Linked DNA regions of Homo sapiens: region 2 is linked to region 1. Evidence: chromatin loops called from intact Hi-C (ENCODE). Cell type or tissue: ascending aorta. All regions are shown on one strand. Each heading gives the region's core, and the rest is flanking DNA. Links, peaks and the distances in the headings are about the cores only. Region 1 holds the start of COL3A1 (collagen type III alpha 1 chain). Region 2 has its middle 26 kb from the start of DIRC1.

Region 1 (9,538 bases), core at 715-8,714:
ATGCAAAACATCAGCTAATGTTTCTTAAGTGAGTGCATCAATCATGAATTTTTCTCATGAGTATAAGGCTTTTATTTGAATAGCTAAGCAAATTAAGAATTTTAGAACAATAGTAATTTTATTTATAATGCCTAAAATAAAGCATAACAAGCATTATTTTAAAAATAACATTTCTAATTTTTCACAGTGGAAAATAAATCTAATGAAGAAATTCAATAAATTTCAGCTTTTATAGACCACCTAAAACAATGAGAGAAATCTAATATAGATATATGAATTCTACGTAGATACAAAGACATCATGAGAAAAACTATGTTTCTGAATTGGTTTGAACACAGGAAATATTTTTTGTGTACAGGACAAAGATGTCTGAAAGACAGAAAGATGCATATAACAGCCTTTCCCCAGCATCTCTACTGTGATCCAGTAGAAAAGCTTATATTCATGACCATTCTCAACAGTTACTTTTCTCCCACGCCCCCAAGCAGTGACTCTCCAATCTAAAATAAAGATACACAAGAGGTTGGTCTCGTTCTAGTTTTCCTTTCCTGTCATCAAATGATGTCATCTACATTGAGATGTCTTGGTTTGTGTCCTTGTGACTGAAGATATAAGAAAGCTTGGGAGGCCGAGGCGGGCGGATCACGAGGTCAGGACATCAAGACCATCCTGACTAACACGGTGAAACCCCGTCTCTACTAAAAATACAAAAAATTAACCAGGCGTAGTGGCGGGCGCCTGTAGTCCCAGCTACTCGGGAGGCTGAGGCAGGAGAATGGCGTGAACCCGGGAGGCGGAGCTTGCCGTGAGCCGAGATTGCGCCACTGCAGTCTAGCCTGGGCGAGAGAGGGCGACCCCGTCGCAAAAAAAAAAAAAAAAAAGATGCAAGAAACAAGAAAGCAAGTTTGCCACTGTCCATGCTTACAGGATTCATGTACACCTGGGAATATACATATGACATGAGTTGAGTGAAAATTTAGTAACACAAATTAGAAGAAAGAGAAAGATGAAAATTAGTTTAAAGGAGGTAATTTACTTAAGGAGGAAAGTTTTGCATTGAGGCATAAGGAAGTGACTTCCATTAATTGGTGTGAAATGGGGAGAATTTTATGTGCACAGGCATAGAGACGGACATGTTTAGGTGAAGGTGAAGAAAATTAGTTCAAGTGACCTTGATTAGAATTGAAATGTCCACCGTAGATTATAGAGATAGATGAACTAACTATGAACTGATGATTAGGGTGTAAAGAGATATCTCCATTGCCAGATATAGCCTTATACTGTGGACAAGCATATTTTTCCTGCAGAGATTTATCAAAGACCTATAAATGGTATTTGCCCCTCTTTCAAATATGACACAAAAATTACTGCTTAGATAGATCCAGAAATACATTGGAAAGTTTTGTGGATGAGGATCTGGAAAGTATACACATAAAAGTCTAAATTAGAAATATTTATACTAATCTTTAGAGTAATGCAGAAAAAATGACCACTTTCTCTGGTACTCTTTTGCTATTCTATGTGATAAACTCTTTCTCTTCCAGTTTCCTAAAAAGTTATGTCATGAAAAGGCTGAATTTTTCTCTAGAAAAATCTGCTCTGTCTTTCCCAGGCAGCATAAAAATTGGAAATCTCACAAGAAAGCACTCTGGCTTGCTAAAGAAATTTGTGAGAAATGGAAACAGCTATAGATAAGTATCTAACTTTTAGGAAGCCATTCAAACATTGCTGAAATACTTTGTCTTTTGATATTTGCCTGAAACTTAACTTCTAGGACCCAGGGTGGGTGGATGAGTCGAAGGGGCATACGGTGGCATTTCTTTCCGTGAGTCTCTTACAGTCTCCTATTTAAATTGAGTTAGGATTACTTCTGGCAAAATCCCAACATAAAAATCTTCTAGGAAGATCAGTTCTGTAAATTAGACATACTAGATAAATGGGCATCAAGCAGTTTTTCAAAATTATGCAGTTGTTAACTTCATAAGGGGAAATAAAAATGTATGCATTTACATTGTATGTATTAAAACAAGGCAGAGCATTTCTATACGTTCCTAAGTTATACAAACATATATGTAAGAGTGAAATATGTAAAAAAACTTTTACATAAGCAGATGCATACAAACTCCAGATGTGCTCTTTTTCTTACTGTGGGTTGTGTCTTCTATAAGGGAAAAAGAAATATTTATCATTTCTTTTACTGCTGAGGGGATGGGTGCGGCTCTCATATTTCAGAAAGGGGCTGGAAAGTGAGGGAAGCCAAACTTTTTCCTATTTAAGGCCAAAGCAAAGGAATCTCAGTGGCTGAGTTTTATGACGGGCCCGGTGCTGAAGGGCAGGGAACAACTTGATGGTGCTACTTTGAACTGCTTTTCTTTTCTCCTTTTTGCACAAAGAGTCTCATGTCTGATATTTAGACATGATGAGCTTTGTGCAAAAGGGGAGCTGGCTACTTCTCGCTCTGCTTCATCCCACTATTATTTTGGCACAACAGGAAGGTGAGTAGGTACTGATTTCAAGAAACTTTATGGGATTTTTGTCTTTCTTCTCCTCACAAAGAGGGGTGTAAAGGGGAAAATCAGTTGCCTGATTCAAGATAATTTCCTCTATAAGCTCCAGATTGTGAAACGTTGAACTGACCATGGCTGTGCTTTTTACATTACTTGAAAAATAATCGCGTTATGTGTGTTTTTAAGAGTTCTGTGGTTAAGATAAGATGTTCTTGTACTAACTTGTTTTCATGTTAAAGGCACTGGAAACTTTTAAAAATGGCTTTAAAATTTTTCCCTCCTGGATTGTTAACATCTTGGAATACTTCCCCAGGCAGTCTGGAAGTTATTGGTCTCTTGCAATAATTTTATGTTCCTCTTTGTCTGCTGGATTCTTTGTAAGGTTAGAATATTGAGCATTGTTTTCTGAATAAGAATGCCTTTCAAATATCATGGATTAAGAACAGTCTAAAGGAAGATTCTACGCATTATCAGAATCATTGAATATATTTCTGTAAAATGGCTACAAGATACCTATAAACATTCTTCAAAGGGATCAAACTGCTAAAATATTTTATTATTCCTGTTTTTATTTTGTTTCAAGAATGATTGATTAATTCATCTTTTCTAGTAGCTTGATATTAAGGGACTAATATTTTCCACATATTCTACGTTTTAACCACATTCGCATTAATGAAGAAAATATTTTTTAAAATGTTTCAACAGGAGGTTTGACTTTGCTGCAAACAAGGTAAAGATACTAGTACTGTTTGACTTCAGAAAGCTGTTTTGCTATATTTTCTAATAATTGCATGTAATGTTTTTCATATTCTAATTTCCCCTAAAAACACATTTGTCTCATTATTTATGTGAAAATATTCTTTTATTTACCATAGTCATGAAAATGCTGAACAAATTGGAATACAAACTTCCATAGAAATAAATATTTAAGTGCTAAATGTAAAGATAGCTAGGAGAAATTATTAGACAATTTTTATTGCACATAACTAAACATGGTTACATTTAAACATATAGATTTTGCAAAGGACACTGCATGAAAATTTGGTTTTTGTTTGTAATATCAAATGTATTTGTTGTCCTCATAGCTAATACATGTAAATGTGTGTATGAGGGGAGGGGTAGATATACAATGAAATGTCTTCAGTTATATTCAGCCCATGGACACAAAAGAAAAGAAACACCCATTTTCCTTGTTCCCTTAATTTCCTCTCCTCCTTACCCCTCCTCTCCTTCGCTTTGCCCTCCTCCTTATCTCTCTCCACCCCTTTTGGCTCCTTTAGACTTCTCTTCACTCATCACCCCACCCCTTCCTAGGCAAGCCCATATCTACTCCTCTCTCCTCCTCTGTCTTCCCTGCCTGTTACTCCCTCCCTACTCCCCATGTGGCCTCCTTATGCCTCCATTTCTTTTTTTTAGTTCTCTCTCTCCTTGCCTCCTCACCCTTTCTTTCCCCTGAACTCTCAATCCTTCTTCCTTTCTCATTCCTCTCCCCTTTTCCTCCCTATCCTGCTCTTCCCAGGAGATGCTACAACTCACAGTCCTTTTTTAGGATACCAAATGACTACTATCCCCCACCAACCATTTATTGAAAAGACTACAAACTTAGGGGTTTTAGCTCAAAAAATTGCAACATATTTGTAGTTGCCTCGTGGTTGCAAGCTTTTTATAAGCACTGTGGCTATTTTTCTTCCCAATCCAACTTTAGTGGGGGGGTGTTTGCCACTTACAGTACCTTGACATCACATTAAGTTCTGTTTATTTCCCTCTTTCTCTTTAGATGCAAAAAATAATCAATAAGTATAAAATTTTGCTGATATGTGTTTGTGTGTTCTTAAGCTCAAAAAGAGTTGAAAGAGAACTGTTCAGCCTATTTTTTTTGTCATGAGTAAAAGTAAAGTTGAAGTGACTTAAGACAGTACATCTTATGTTCCCTGTGGGTTTTACAAGGAAATTCTGCTATTAGATAAGCTTTGGAAAAGTTACAGGAGGTATCTGAATATACAGCACACTGAGAGCTGTCATAAAGTTCTGGGGTGGGGTTTCTTATATATGCCCTCATAACTTCAGAGACGGCACAGCTCTAATGAACACTCACTTCTAGTTCACTCACAGGCATTTTCTGGATACAAACAAGTCCTCAAAAAGAATTTTGGTCGTCTTACAAATTTGTGAACATTGTATTTAATTCATGTGTTTTAATCCACCAATGGAGAAACATAGTCTGTTTTATATTTCCTGTAGATTATAAACATGCCAAGTTTTAAGTACAAAGATGCGTCACCTAGTGGCTGACAAGCCAGGTTACCATTTACATAACGAATGCCAATATTAATGTTATGTAGCTGGCTTTGGTAGTTTATAATGAGCTTTAAAAAATTCATATGCGTGAATTTTAAATGTTAACACTGCTCTCCTAAGGAAATTAGTATGTTACGGATAAATATTGCAAACACATATACTGACACGAAAACACAATGGTAACAATATTCAGAGTCTTTTTGGAAATTAGCTTAAATGTTACGGCCACTTAAAAATTCTACATATGACTATTGTTTAAATACATTTTTCATGTCTCTGATGTAGTCCTTATTTGACATAAGTATTTTATTCACTGCTTAATTGTTAGATAGATTATAGACAGCTGTTACTAAGTAATACTGCTCCATTAGGGCAGAAACAGAAACTTTATTTTAATTAAATGTGTACTAATGTTTGAGTTTCTATATTTTGCTACAGTGATAATTCCAGTAAAATAAACTGTAGGCCTCTAGTTGTTTTAGAATTTTAAAACTGTAAATGGACTCAGAGAATCAGTTTCTTATTAGACGTCATGAGAGTATATTTTTTTCATTATGCTTTAAGAGGGAATTTGTAACTTGCTCAGGTAACATTCAAGTTTTCTGGTTTGTGTTTGTCCCTACAATTAAACACACTGAACTAACAGGAAAAGGTTACATACATTTAGGAACAATTGCACTTTTAAAGGGAGAGAATGCATAGTTGCTCACATATCTCAGTGTCAGTCACCTAACATGGATCAGTGCTTTATTTGAGATTACAAAACTAGAAAATGACGGAGTCAAGGCTAGGACCAATATTCTGTTCAGTCTTAGATAATTATAGAATACACATTAAAATCAGATATTTGAATTTTCTTAATTTTGTAACTATTTGTCATTGAAAGGAGATACTAAAAAAATTATATATCGTCCTAGAAAGTACATGAACTAATAATGCATTTCTAAAGGTGAAAAAAGAATAGGTATTTTTCTGTTTAATATTCAATTTTATAGAGAGTAGTACGTTAATTTTTTTAAACCCCAGAAGCTCAGGATCTTATCATTTTAAAAGAAATTATCACCAGTTCTGTGTGAGTAAATAAAGTATTATAACACTTTGTGTTTTTCATCCATGATACCTTGTATTTACTTACCTGAGCTTTTTTTCTAGGGAAAGAAAAATGCTCAGGTAATAACAGAGCCTTGAAAAATTTGGATTTTCAAAACTACCTATTTATGTATAGGCCTTTAGATCATCTGATGTTGAATACTCTTTAAGTGATCTAAAGGCCTACATATAAAAAGGTATTTTTATTAAATTCTGGAATTAAACATTTCAGCATTACAAGAAAAGAAAGCAAATCCACTGGAACAATTCTGGGAAAGAAGGAAAGACTGTGATTAAATGCCTCTTAACTACTTCAGATTCCTGGATTGATGTCTTATCTACAGGCTTCTTTTTAAAAATCAAGAATGATTGGCTGTGAGTTTACCAGGATTATAGTTGAGGCTAAAGGACAGCTCCTCAGGAAAGCCCCTGTTCTACATCTACGGTCACATGCTGGACCTTGAGTTGTCACTCAGAGAAAAGAGTGCCATCTACCGAAACTCCACAGTTTCCATTGTGAATGGCTTCTTTGGTGCAGAGTTCCAAAAATTATGTAGCCCAGCTCTTTAATTTTGTAACATCTAATGATATCACCGCCTTGAAGTGATTAAAGTAGATTGCTTAAAGAATTAAAGCTTTAAAGATGAAAGATGTTATTGCTTTTGCTGGACATGAGGAACAGTTGTAAAGTTTCCAGGTCTACAATAACTTTCTGGAACCCTCTCAGTGAACTGTTTCTTGTAAAAGTTTTCCCTAAGATAAAAGCTCAATCCCATTGTTTCCACACTCAAAAAAAAAAAAAAAAAAAAGATCATATAGTGTAAAAAAAAACTCTCCAGACTTTTCAAAGGGGAAACTTTGCCTGTTTCATGTCAAGATGACAACGGAAAAAATGAGATAGCTATTCTTACATAAATCATTTGTGAACTGCAGTTGGGGGAGTTACATTAACCACCAGAGTTTCAGTCTGTGTCTAATGAAAACACAGCAGAAGTGGATTCCTTTCAGATTAACTAATAAAACCCTTGTTTTTTTCCATGACTGAGGTCAAGCACTGCTGTTTAAAATGTAGTCTTAATGAACAAAATGAAACGTTGAAAGAGGACGAGTCAAAATGCCCAAAAGATGTAAACATCAAAGAGAAAAGATCCAGAAATTATTAAAAGTTAAACTTCCCTTGAATTCTAGTATTAAGAAAGTACTGCTTCAGTAAAATGGCATATATTTTTCTGAAACTGTTTTTCTATAGTATTTTGTGTGGAGGATGACAGAGACTGCATTTCTCAAGTAAATTAAAATCACAGAAATACTCTTTGGAGTTGCATAGCATGTTCACAACGTTCCAGTTTCATTCAGTGAAAACTTCTGATGAACTTAGATGTATATTAACATGAATCATTTAGTAACTATATTTTCTGAAAAACAGTGTGTTAATGAGACATCTTAAACATATTTTTGCATTGGATGCAGAAGTCTTTTCTGTCTGGTACTATTGTTGTTAGAACCCTACTTTTTTGTATATAGCAAAATGTATGCAGGGTTTCTGAGTCACACATTTATTCTGTTGGTGGTCTGGATGTCATCAGGGTAGCTTTAGAGATATAACCCTTCTTCATAAGGTCAAGAGAAAATAAACAGGAGAATTTAACTCCAGATGGCATCTTCCTGTTTTGAGGCCAGATAGAAAAATATTTTGCAAAGAACTGTTGTCCTTCAAAATATACCTATCTAGATTCAGATTTTAACCTTGCAGGGATAAAAAATCATATGGGACAGAGCTTTGGAGTTGGCTTCTTTAATCGTACTCAGTTTTGAAATAGCAGAAAGAAAATAGAATGCAGTAATTAAGAGTATCAAATTTAGAGAAAGCCTTCTTACACTCAGATCTTCTTTTTCACCCTGACTGTGTAACCTTGGGAAAATTACTTAATGTTTCTGCAGTTAAGATTCCTCATCTGTAAAATTAGGATTATGACAGCTGTAAGCTCATAAGGCCTTTGGGAGTATGAAGCAAAATAGATATTCAAACTACTCAGAGCAGTCCCTACAAGATAGGAGGTACTATAGCACTAGTTTTACTAACGCTGGCAAATAAAATTACTCTAAGGAAGAAATTAAAGTACTTAGTAACTTAGTGATAAGGATGGTGAAATGTAAAATTTTATTTATAAGACTATACAATTTAAAGTTGTTTGCCAAATGTAATAAGACAAGTAGAATATATTCTCTTCAATGTTTTTATAATTTGACACTAAGAAGATTTTATTATATATGCAATTGCTGGTGGTTAGATATATGATACTTAAAATTTTCTAATTATCTAATTATTTTTATTTTTAACAGGATAAAATATTAATCAACTTAAAGGACATTTCTAAGGAGATTGAATTCTAAAAGATTAATCTTTTAGACAATTCTAAAAGATTAATCTTTTAGACAATTCTAAAAGATTAATCTTTTAGACAATTCTAAAAGATTAATCTTTTAGACAATTCTAAAAGATTAATTGAATTCTAAAAGATTAATCAACTTAAAGGACATTTCTAAGGAGATTGAAAAAGCATATATCTATAAAATATGAAACAAGAAAATATCTACAAATGATAATTTATCAACTTTTTTTCCTGGAGGTAGCAAGAATAAATAAAATCTTATTTTCTATGCAAAACAGTGCTTTTAAATTAAAATTATTCACCTAGAATGTCTACAGATACTTTCTTCAGAGTCCTTTTTGTTAAGTAATCTAACATATTTTAAGATACTCTGATAAATACATAAGCAGCAGAAAAAATATTTTATTAAAATTTATGTTTTCCAAACAATATCATTTAAAAGGCAAACCAAACATTATTTCAATTGGAAACTATATGAATGCCAAATACCCACATGTACAAAATATTCAGCTTTCTAAAGTAATGAAAATAATTATGATAATTTATATATCATATCTGTGATTCTTAGATTTTCAGATTATACAACATCTTTTCCCAGATAAGGATTTAGTAAGAAGAGAAAAGGAAAAAACATTCACTTTTCATTCAAGCCAAATTAATTAATTTAATTAGGTGCTTTAGGGAATAATATTATTGCTCCAAAAATAGTATTAAGACAAACATAACATTCATTTTTTGTCCAAACAATATGATTTCTTCAAGTCAGCATGATTTAACATGAAGAATGGAAACAAAAAAATCACAAAATAGTAAGCTTTATGCACATCTAAAAATATAAAATTATGTTATTTGGCTTTATTTTTCTCTAAAATTCCAAAATAGAAAACTAGGAAAGAAGCAGCTAAGAGTGGTTTAAGACATGTGTTAGCTTCAATATGTTTTATATTATAGATCCCAGCAAGGAGATGATTGAGTTTAATACATTGCTTGTGTGATCACAAGTAAATTTCTTTCAGAATTGTACTTCGTAGTAAGGAACAGAAACACCAAATGACATGGGAGATGGAATTTAAAATTAATTATAAATTGGAACAGAGAGATTTAGTTTAAACAACTAAAATAATGGAAATAATTGGAAAGTCCATTACTTTTCAATAGTAGAATGAAATTATTTGCCTTTTATTTAATATTTTTGGAAAAAATTAACTTATTTTTTTAACCGAAGCTACTCTGAATGCAGATATCTAAGAA
Region 2 (9,538 bases), core at 729-8,728, 160 kb before region 1:
TTTTGATGAAACAAGGTCTCTAAAGTCTTTCTTCCTGTGACATGTAAACACTTATGTATTCTAATTAGTACTCTCCTTTTCTCTCTTTTTTTCTCTGCCATTACATGACCATATGGTAGTAGCAGCTAATTTTACAGTTTATGTATCAGTTAAGACATATCTGAATCATTACCAAACTAGATTATAAATTTTATTTTTGCTTAGCAATCTTGGACCTGTATTTGAAAGCACTAACTCTGAAGTCTTTGTCTTGTCTGTCATATATGATATAGGCAAAAAATACTTTATGTTGTACCTGAGAAAGGATACATTTTGATGTTTATTAGCCAAATATATGAACTTTAATAGACATTTGCCATTATTTGAAAAAAATATTGCTATATGTCCTAACTCTCCTTCATGTTTTGGGGGAACTCCTCATTTTATGAGTACTGTTGGCAAGTAGAGTGCTCCTTTTTTCTTTATGAAACCTAAAGATGCCTGCTTGCTTTCCCAGTCTCACTTGGAGCTAAGGTGCAAACCCATGATCTAGGTCCACTAATAAAATGTACACACCTCAGACTTTGAATCAAGAGCTAGTGGTGCTAAGACTGGAACATACATATAATTCTGCAAGAGGCCATGGTGATAACACCAAAATGATGCTCTTCAGTCAGCAGTGGTATTAAGTCTGAAAGAAGCATCCAGACAGCAACATATTCAGAGTGGGTTGGTATGAAAATTAAATGAGATTTTATGAGTCATGGTGTTACACAATGTTCTGATGGTTGTGTTCTTAACAGCTAATTCCAGCCACTGAGATATGGAGGCCACGTTTATAATTGTGGCTCCTTTTCAGGCCACTCAAATCCTGTTCTACTTCATTTGTCTCATACTCAGTTTCTCCAGTTCTGCCTTTTTCTGATTGCTGAGTTGGTTGGAAAAAATGTCTGGACTTGATTTTGCCCCTGAATCACCTTTAATTCCATTCTTTTCACATAAGTAAATGTCTTTCTTGTTCCCTTATTTAGTCAAGCTCTGTAAAAATATTAATTCAGCCCAGGTACACAGTCTGGATTCCCATATATCTACAAAAGGGAAGCTAATATTAAAAGCAAGGTACTATGAAAACCATGCGATAAACTCATTTTCTCCATTAACTTTCTTGTAATTACGTTTCATCTTTTCCCATGTTTTTAAAAGCAAAATCTCAAAGACAGTTAAAGTTTGTCTTAGGTAACTTTCTGTTATAGTGCAAATTCAATAATTTTAAAAGGTATGTTCTAATTATAGAAAAAGTATTAAATAATGTTCTACCAAAGGAGGAAAATAACAGCAGATACAAAGATAAGTTTTAGAATAACAGAAGGTGAAAATTATTATTTAGGGAATATTTGAAGACCAGAAAATAGCAACTGGGTCAATGATTAATGTGATAAAGAAAATAAATCACCCTCCCTCTCTCCCTATTTTAATTTTTCCCTATTCATATTGATGTACAATAAACCAGCAAATCAATAATTATTTCAAACAACTGGTCAGAGATCTACTGCTAATTAGATTGGGGCTGCAGGCTAGAAAACAGGCAAAGAGCAAACACTTTGATGGGAAAGAAGGGCCATTACCGAGGATGAAAACAGTATACTAAGAAAAGACAAATGATGCCATCATGAACTGAAGACCATCTTTATAACTGCTTATCTTCCATGATATTTACCCTTACCTTGTCACAAAGGGCAGCACACAAAGACTAGTCAGTATTGTGTGGCCTTGTACTTCAGCAGGTTGGCAGAATGTTATTGAGCTGTGTAAGGTAGGTCACGATGTACTACGGGTTTATAAACTTGGTAACTTCATTCAATAAAATAAAGCAAAACAAAAGTGAGTAAAGGCTTTATATCCACAGAATTTAATTGAAATATTACCGCATTCTTTGCTTTCCAAGTTACTAAAATCCACATATGTTGAAAAAGTTAGTAACATAGTTCTTTTTTAATGGCCACGATATCCCCCATGATGCTTAAGGAATTCCTCGGCAGCCTTTACACTGAGGCTATACGAACCAGCCACATGAGAGAAGCAGTGCTAAACCAAGGTAAGGTTGAACTTTTCAGATACACCATACTCTAATGGAAGCATCATGAAGACCTGCTGGATAGAGAGTATTTAGTGGTCCAATAGCGCTGCTGTTGAGGACCTTTCACTGTGGAAAAAGGGGGCCTCTGTTACCTTGTTTATAAATGAAATGTACTGCAATTATCTCAATATTTATTTCTTGCTGAGCATGGGAGTTATTGGGAGCAAGTGCTGATGAAATGCAATGTTATTTATCTCTTTTTGCTTTACAATAGAAAATTAAATTAAAATGATGTTAAATTGCTGCTTAATAAAAAATGATTGGTATGGTTTTTTTTTTAAGGCATTTTTCTTAAGAGTGCAGAATTCTCACTTGTGCTTTGATGGATTTCTCTGGTACTAGATGATATAGCTCTATGAATGAAGTAAGTTTTTAAAATAGTCTCATGTCGGGTTTAATGAAAAAAATTGAAAACCATATGTATAAAAAATATAGCTGTTACTAGACAATTTTAAACCACATTGATATGTCATAGGCAGAAAAATATTTTGATGACTAACTGTGGTTATCTTAACTAAGGTCTTCTTGTGTATTCATTTTCTAACTCATTTCTTCAAAGACATTAAGTTGACTTTGGGATCCTTCTTACCATGGTAAGTAAGTAACCAGCGTGTGCTTTTCCAAAACTCTGTGGGGAATCGTAATTTTCTGTGAAGGATTTTCCTAAATGTTGAAATGTCCTTCCTGATTCCCAATGACTAAATTCCTATTTGGCTTGAATTTTTATAACAAGACTTTGGAAACCATTTTTTCCCAGAGAAACATTTCACATTTAACTAATGTTTCTGCAAAACTAGGTAAAACCTAGATTGTCTGAAACTGAATGCCCCCTGCATTTAGACCATGTGTCTATGTGGTTCAGGCCCAGGTGACAGAGCACTTATTTCTCACTCTCAGCAGTAAATTTTAGATTGGTTGAACAACCCAGACACCTTCAGCATTTCTAAGTCACAGAATCAGTCTAGGAATGTGTCGGTGAGATGAGGCTTAGTACTGGCCAAAGTCTGGAAATAGTCAGTGTAATACTGTGAGCTTCTGGGGCTGGGCCCAACGTTGACTTAAGACAGGAAATGTGTGCTCCGTGGCTCTCTGTCAGACCTACTTGGGCCTAGGTAAGACGTGCAGAAATCACAAAACGTACTTGGGGTTTTATAGCTCCAACTGGTAAATTCAACATTAAGCCTCCTTTTCCTGCTTTCTGACCTAATAGGAATTCTCTTCTTAGTTGTGTTTAAATACTACCTAGTGTATTTTGGCTTTTGGTAAGTAGAAAAGCAGAAGTCTACAACATGTGCTATGTCTCTCAATTTCAGACTGCAGTGATATCATAAGTAAAAGGAGCACCATTCATCACATGGGGCAGGCTAGAAAAATTAGGGAAAAAAGAGTTATTTTTCTATAATAAAATCCAGACTGAAATTGAAATGGTGAAGAAAAAATGCAGAAAAAAAAGGAGATGACCCTGACTCGTATATTTTAAGACTTGAAAATTATTAAACTGAGCTATTTTAAATTTATTTATATAATATAAATAATATATATAATTGATACATTGTTTTATTATAATTTAGTACTTAGTATATAGATTAAAACAAAAATATAAACAAATCATTAAGTGTAGGGAAATATATTTTGCTTTAACTTTAAGCAATGCTTATTTTAACAATCCATTTGCCATCAGAGGTACCATTTATAACGTAGGCAACCCTCCCCACTTTAGTTCTTGCTGAGCTTCAGGTTGAAACAGAGACCATATCAAGTAAATTATACAGAAGCCATAATATTGATAAAATTTGGAAGGAAAACTGCTTTGATGGTAAACTTTTCTTTCTTTGAAAGAAAACCTAATGTAAATCATGAAGGTTTATTCTTCCCGTAATCTAAGAGAATGACTTAAGAAGGAAGTAATAAAGTAGAAAAGTTTACTCATGTTTATGAACATATGTTTAACTAAAAATTAAACACTATGTTTTGTGAATGAGATTAGTAAGCCAGACGCACATTTTATTTTATTTTATTTTATTTTATTTATTCATTTCTAAATTTAGAGACAGGCTCTCACTCTGTCACCCAGGCTGGAGTGCAGTGGTTCAATCAAGGCTCACTTTAGCCTCTACCTCTCCCGGGCTCAAGTGATTCTCCAACAGCTTTCTCAGTAGCTGAGAAATAGGCCCATGCCACCATTTCAAGATAATTTTTTAAAATTGTTTCATAGAGCTGGGGTTTTGCTATGTTGCTCAGGCTCGTCTCAAACTCCTGGCCACAAGCAATCGTCCCAACTTGTCCTCTCTAAGTGTTGGGATTACAGGTGTCAGCCACCATGCCTGTACAACATATTATAAGAAGTAAACTGTAATTATATAATTATTAAAACCTTTCGATGTTAACAAGGTCTATAACTTTAAGTCAGAAGCGTGAATCGGGCTGAAAATGTAAAGCTAAGAGATTACCATTTAGTTCTTCCACTTAAAAGGAGTAATGCATTACAATATGAAGTATTTGTTGTGTTTTCCATACTACTTTGTTTTCAGAAAGATAATATCTCAGGCTTTCCTTAATGTTCATATCCTAGAATGGTTTAAGCATTATTACTTTTATGAGCATTTAAAATTTCTTACAGAGACCATCATTATTCCGTGGTTATTAATTAGACCTCACACTGATAAAATTGATACAGTATTTTCAATTGTCTCCACAAATTCAGTGAAGTCAACTCCAGAATATAGTAAAAACAGTGTCTGACATGCTATATTTCAATTTTTCTATTACATAAGTTCATTAAAAAAGAGGGGTACATGCTTTTTATATCTCATTTAGATGAAGCTTAGCTAGTATTGTTGCAAATGGCCATAAAATACAGTGCCTTTTATTACATTTAAAATGCATTTATCCATATATTCATTTATTTGGCAAAGCATTGTACTAGGAGTTTGTGAGTAATCTGGCTAAAATAAACAAGACTATGTCTCATAAAATCAGAGATGTTGTGTCTTGATAGGCTAAAATAAATTTGAAAGCTATCTTGACAAATGAAATAAATTATTAATATTTTGCCTTTATTCATTTCTTTAGATAAAATAACATGTGTCATGGGGATAGAGATGGGATGGTAGAAGGTAAAATGGTGAAGTAGGTGGGATGAAGGGAATCAAAACAGAGGGACTCAGAGATAGAAGGCAACATCACTGCATTTGTCCACTTATGACTTGTCCAGCGTGACAAACCTTTGCTTTAGTATTTCTTTAAATATCTTGTTTTTCATTTTAGATCTGTAAAAACTCATTTAAAAGTTTGTATTTCATTTACCATAAAGGTAGTTATTCTATAAATATCCCCCCAGATTGAAAACTGGTACTCAAATACATGTGCACACATATTCATAGTAACAATATTTCCAATAGCCAAGAGATGAAAACAGTCTAATGTCCACCAACGGATACATGGACAAACAAACGGTGGTACCTTGATACTATGGAATATTGTCTATCCATAAAATGTAATAAAGTACTGTCACATGCTACAATTTGGATAAACCTCAAAAATACTATGCTAAGTGAAAAAAAAACAGACATAAAAGTATGATTTCATTTATTTGAAATATCCAAAATAGGTAAATTCATAGAGAGAGAATGCAGATTGGTAGTTGCCAGGGACTGGGAGGATGTGGAAATTGTGAACAACTGCTAAATGGTATGGATTTTTCCTTTGGAGGTGGTAAAAATGTTTTGGAACTAGCTAGAGGTGGTGGTCGAACAGCATTGTGAAGGCACTGAATGTCATTAGATTGTTTATTTTAAAATGGTTAGTTTTACATTATTTAAATTGTACCACAATTTTAAAAAGTTAATATTTTAATGAGTCCTTCTATTCAGTCAGATGCAAAGTAAATTGGCTATTCAAAATGAAAAGAAACATTATCACTCAAAGAAAATAATTCTAATAAAATATAAAAAATGTATAGAGCACTTTATCCATGTGTTCATCTGAGCATACTGATTTTCTTACCTCCAGAATTTATATCTTCAAGTAAGTTATGGATTTTTAATAGATTCTGGGAATTTAGAGCCACTAATCCATATTTCATATTTTTAATAATTAAACACCATTCTAATATAAGCATATTGTAATGTAACTTTTTCATATTTATACCTATAACTTTGTCAAATTATTTAATCTCTCTAATAGTCAATGTATCTGACTCTAAAAGGAAGAAATTGCCTTGTCAATGGTGTGAACCAGGAGCATACAACAGGAATACACATGTATATTTCTATCTCAAACCTTATGAATCAAACATGAAGGGACAGTGTCCTAGTGGGCATGTTTTGAAAAATCTTCATCTTCTCATATTCTAATTAATAACTATGAGATCAAATGATCTCTACTTTCCCTTACTTTTCATAAATTATATGAGAGTAACATAATTATGGCCAAATTATGAACCAAACCATTAGTGGACTTTCATACATTAAATATATAATCACAAATATTCACTGAATAATATTTCAGATTATTTCGTTTTGCATAGTTAACAATGGAAACTATTTCCAAATTTTAATTCTGCATGTGTATACAAATTCTAGTTTTTAACTTTTGGATTTTCATTTACTATTTTAGAACATAAAGATATATATATATATATATATATATGGAAGTAAAGTACATATTAATTTTTTATATATAAATATAACTTTTACATGTAATATATAAATAATAAATTTTTCAGACATTTGGAAAGTTTTTGAAGAATATTGCTTGCAAGTTATTGTGAAATTTGTATTTTCCCATAGATTATTTACTGAAATATGTGATGACTATTCATAAAATGACACGATGCCATATTTTTGTGGGTAGCCACAAAAGTAGGCAATCAGACAGCCATTTATTGCAACAAACAATTCTTAATGACTTGCACCCTGAAAACTATAGAAACCAACTACAGGAACTCAAAAATTATTCCAAACACTAATATTCAACCCTTATGACATATAACATCTCTCCAATTTAACTGTGTGTGTCTATTTGTCTGGCTGAGTTATCTCTCTGGATGTAAACTGTCAGTTGATTCTGATTTTAGTAGCCATATGATTCTCGATTTATTCACTTTCTAATTGTAGTAATTTCTAGATCACAAGATAGGAAAAAACCGTTGTCAAAACTCTAGAGGAGTAGCATTTAATGGTTTTTACATGTCAAATTTTGCTAACAAGTTCACTTCAGAAAACTTAAGACAGTGCCAAGAATATAATACGATACATGGTCATTTGCTTTCCAGTCCTTATAGGACACAGGTGTTATGATTTTGATTTTAGTAGCAGAAGCTTTTAATTTGTGCTACAAGTGGGTAATTTGGTGTAGATAGAGCAGCTTAATTTTCTTTTCGGCTGCAATTAACTTTAGATGAAATCGTCAGATTAACTCAAGATATAGGTATCATAAAATTATTTCATTCAAGAAATGTTTATCAAATATCAGGTGCATGATAGGCTGTCTTTTTGACACTGAAATTAAAATGAGACCCCGTCCCAGACTTAAATATATGTACCATTTACTTTCAGAATCTAGAAAAGTAATAATGACCGTAGTAGAATAACATCTATTTATTAAGCCTTAGATGTATTTCCAGCCCAGGGCTAAGCACCAGGGTTGGATATTAAGAACAATAGCCTTTGTTCCAGAAATTTATTATCTACTTGGAGTGAAAGCCACCAGGTTTGTAACATAATAATGAAGAGAAGCACAGGGTGCTTTGGGAGCTCAGGAGGGACAGCTGACATAACTTGGACTGGGGGTAGAAGGAGGCCAGGAAAGAACATTGAGAAAGATCTCAGGAGGAAGTCATCTCAGGAGGAAGTCATGCTTTCAAAATTAAATCTTAGAGGGTTTGGAACTAGTCAGACAAAAATTATGTTAAGAAATATATGGTGATAATATATGCACAAAGTGCTACAAAATTACCAATTATAGCTTTAAATTATAGTTCATGGGAGATTCAGGAAATATTTATGGGAAAAATGTTATTAAGCCTTGATTTTGAAGAATGAATGGTATCAACCAGGTTGAGATGAGAAGAAAGAGAATTTCAACAAAAGTTAAAAAACACGTGCAAAGAATCCAAGTATGAAAGTAGGTATTTGTTTGATCTTACTATGAGCATTCTGTTAGATGCACACACCCTTCCTGAGGGGCCTCCCAGGGATGTGCTTTGTTGTGAAAGTGTTATGTCTTCATCTTACAGAATAGCAGACAATAGATAATGTCTAATCTTCAAAATTATCTTCTGGAGTAGACAGATAACAGATAATATCTAAAACTTAAAAATCAAAGGACAAGTAGCAAATTTTGCTCCTCCTCCCACTACCCCCCCCCAAAGAAAAGCAAATAATCAACAAGGAGAGAAAACAACTCACATAATTCAAACATGAAAATATTGGGTATTTCTGAGCCAAGGAATTTTCTCATATTCCTAAAAGCTTGTTCAGGAGCTATTTAATTCATTATGGGATATGGTGGTTCAGTTTTCTCCTGCTTCCTGTTGTCTTATGAGGGGAAGACTTTTCCTAACTCATGTCTACCTAATTAGAAGAAACTGAGGCAAAAATAAAACAAATAAAGAGCTTATTTAGGCCAAGCTTGAGGATAGCAACCCGGGAGCATAGATTTAAGTTGCTCTGAATATACACTCTGATTAGCAGCAATTACAAGTGGATTTTTAAAGGCAAAAAAAGGGGGAAAGGGAGTGAGCTGATAACAAAGTTTTTTTGTCAGGAATTCTCATTGGCTTACAGAAATAACATTGATTGGTGGTTAGCTATACACTGTTAAGTTATCCAGCGTGGTTTATCGTGTCCAGTGTGGCATTATTAGGTTAATTTATGGCTACTTGTGGCAACAGAATGTAGTTTTAAGAGATGAGTACACAGCTCAAAGCAGGCAGGAAGGAGGGGTGTCTCTCTGGGCTTGATAATTAAAAGAACTTGCATTCCTCAGATAAAAGTTATTTTCTCTTCTCACTTGAAAAAAGCCTTATCTGTTCTGTCATCTTTTACGCAGTTTCTGGGAAAGATAGTGTTGCAGGCAGAAAGGTTGCATGCTTTGTTTCTCAGTTGTTCTTGCTGGATTATCATTTTTTCTTTTTTCTTTCTCTGTATAGAAACATCACAAAGGCATATCTCCACTTGTCCTTGTAATATGAATCTTTTCCAGCAATAATTCCTAAAAACTGTAACCTATAAGTCTCCACTTACTTTTAAGCCCCTTCCACACACTATCAAGTCCCAACCTGTGCCCAGTATGTTAAAATTTAGTGTTGGACTTTTCCTTTCTGAGAATTATTTTGTTTGTCTTTCATCTAAGTCCTCTGCACCCTTGGACTCTTTTTAATGAGTTTCATAAGCCTTGACTTCTCTTATTTCCACATTC

What was found. Hi-C counts contacts between places; a loop is a spot of excess contacts. Peaks named below come from ENCODE experiments on the same cell type or tissue, not always from the same donor. Only the 100,000 strongest peaks of a DNase experiment are listed, where the experiment ranks them.
Region 2: a loop joins it to region 1, with 2.5 times the contacts of the local background. A loop is called at or near these places in 4 of 110 quality-filtered maps.

What each region holds. Positions count from the first base shown.
Region 1 is chr2:188,972,074-188,981,611 of GRCh38, forward strand. It overlaps COL3A1 (collagen type III alpha 1 chain), which reads left to right and starts at 2,300. Exons shown (of 51, transcript NM_000090.4): 1 at 2,300-2,495. The coding sequence starts at 2,417. It overlaps MIR1245A (microRNA 1245a), which reads left to right and starts at 6,019; the gene lies at 6,019-6,088. It overlaps MIR1245B (microRNA 1245b), which reads right to left and starts at 6,088; the gene lies at 6,020-6,088. All of the region lies in intron 1 of LOC105373791 (a long non-coding RNA gene), which reads right to left. In ascending aorta, for the core only: CTCF peaks have their summits at 4,785 (motif pointing left) and 6,409; DNase peaks (open chromatin) are centred at 2,298, 3,818 and 6,365; H3K4me3 peaks cover 7,240 bases; H3K27ac peaks cover 7,547 bases.
Region 2 is chr2:188,810,900-188,820,437 of GRCh38, forward strand. No RefSeq gene overlaps it. Among named protein-coding and RNA genes, the nearest start is that of DIRC1, 26 kb to the left of the region's middle. In ascending aorta, for the core only: no CTCF peak of the experiment used is centred there; no DNase peak of the experiment used is centred there; H3K27ac peaks cover 3,484 bases.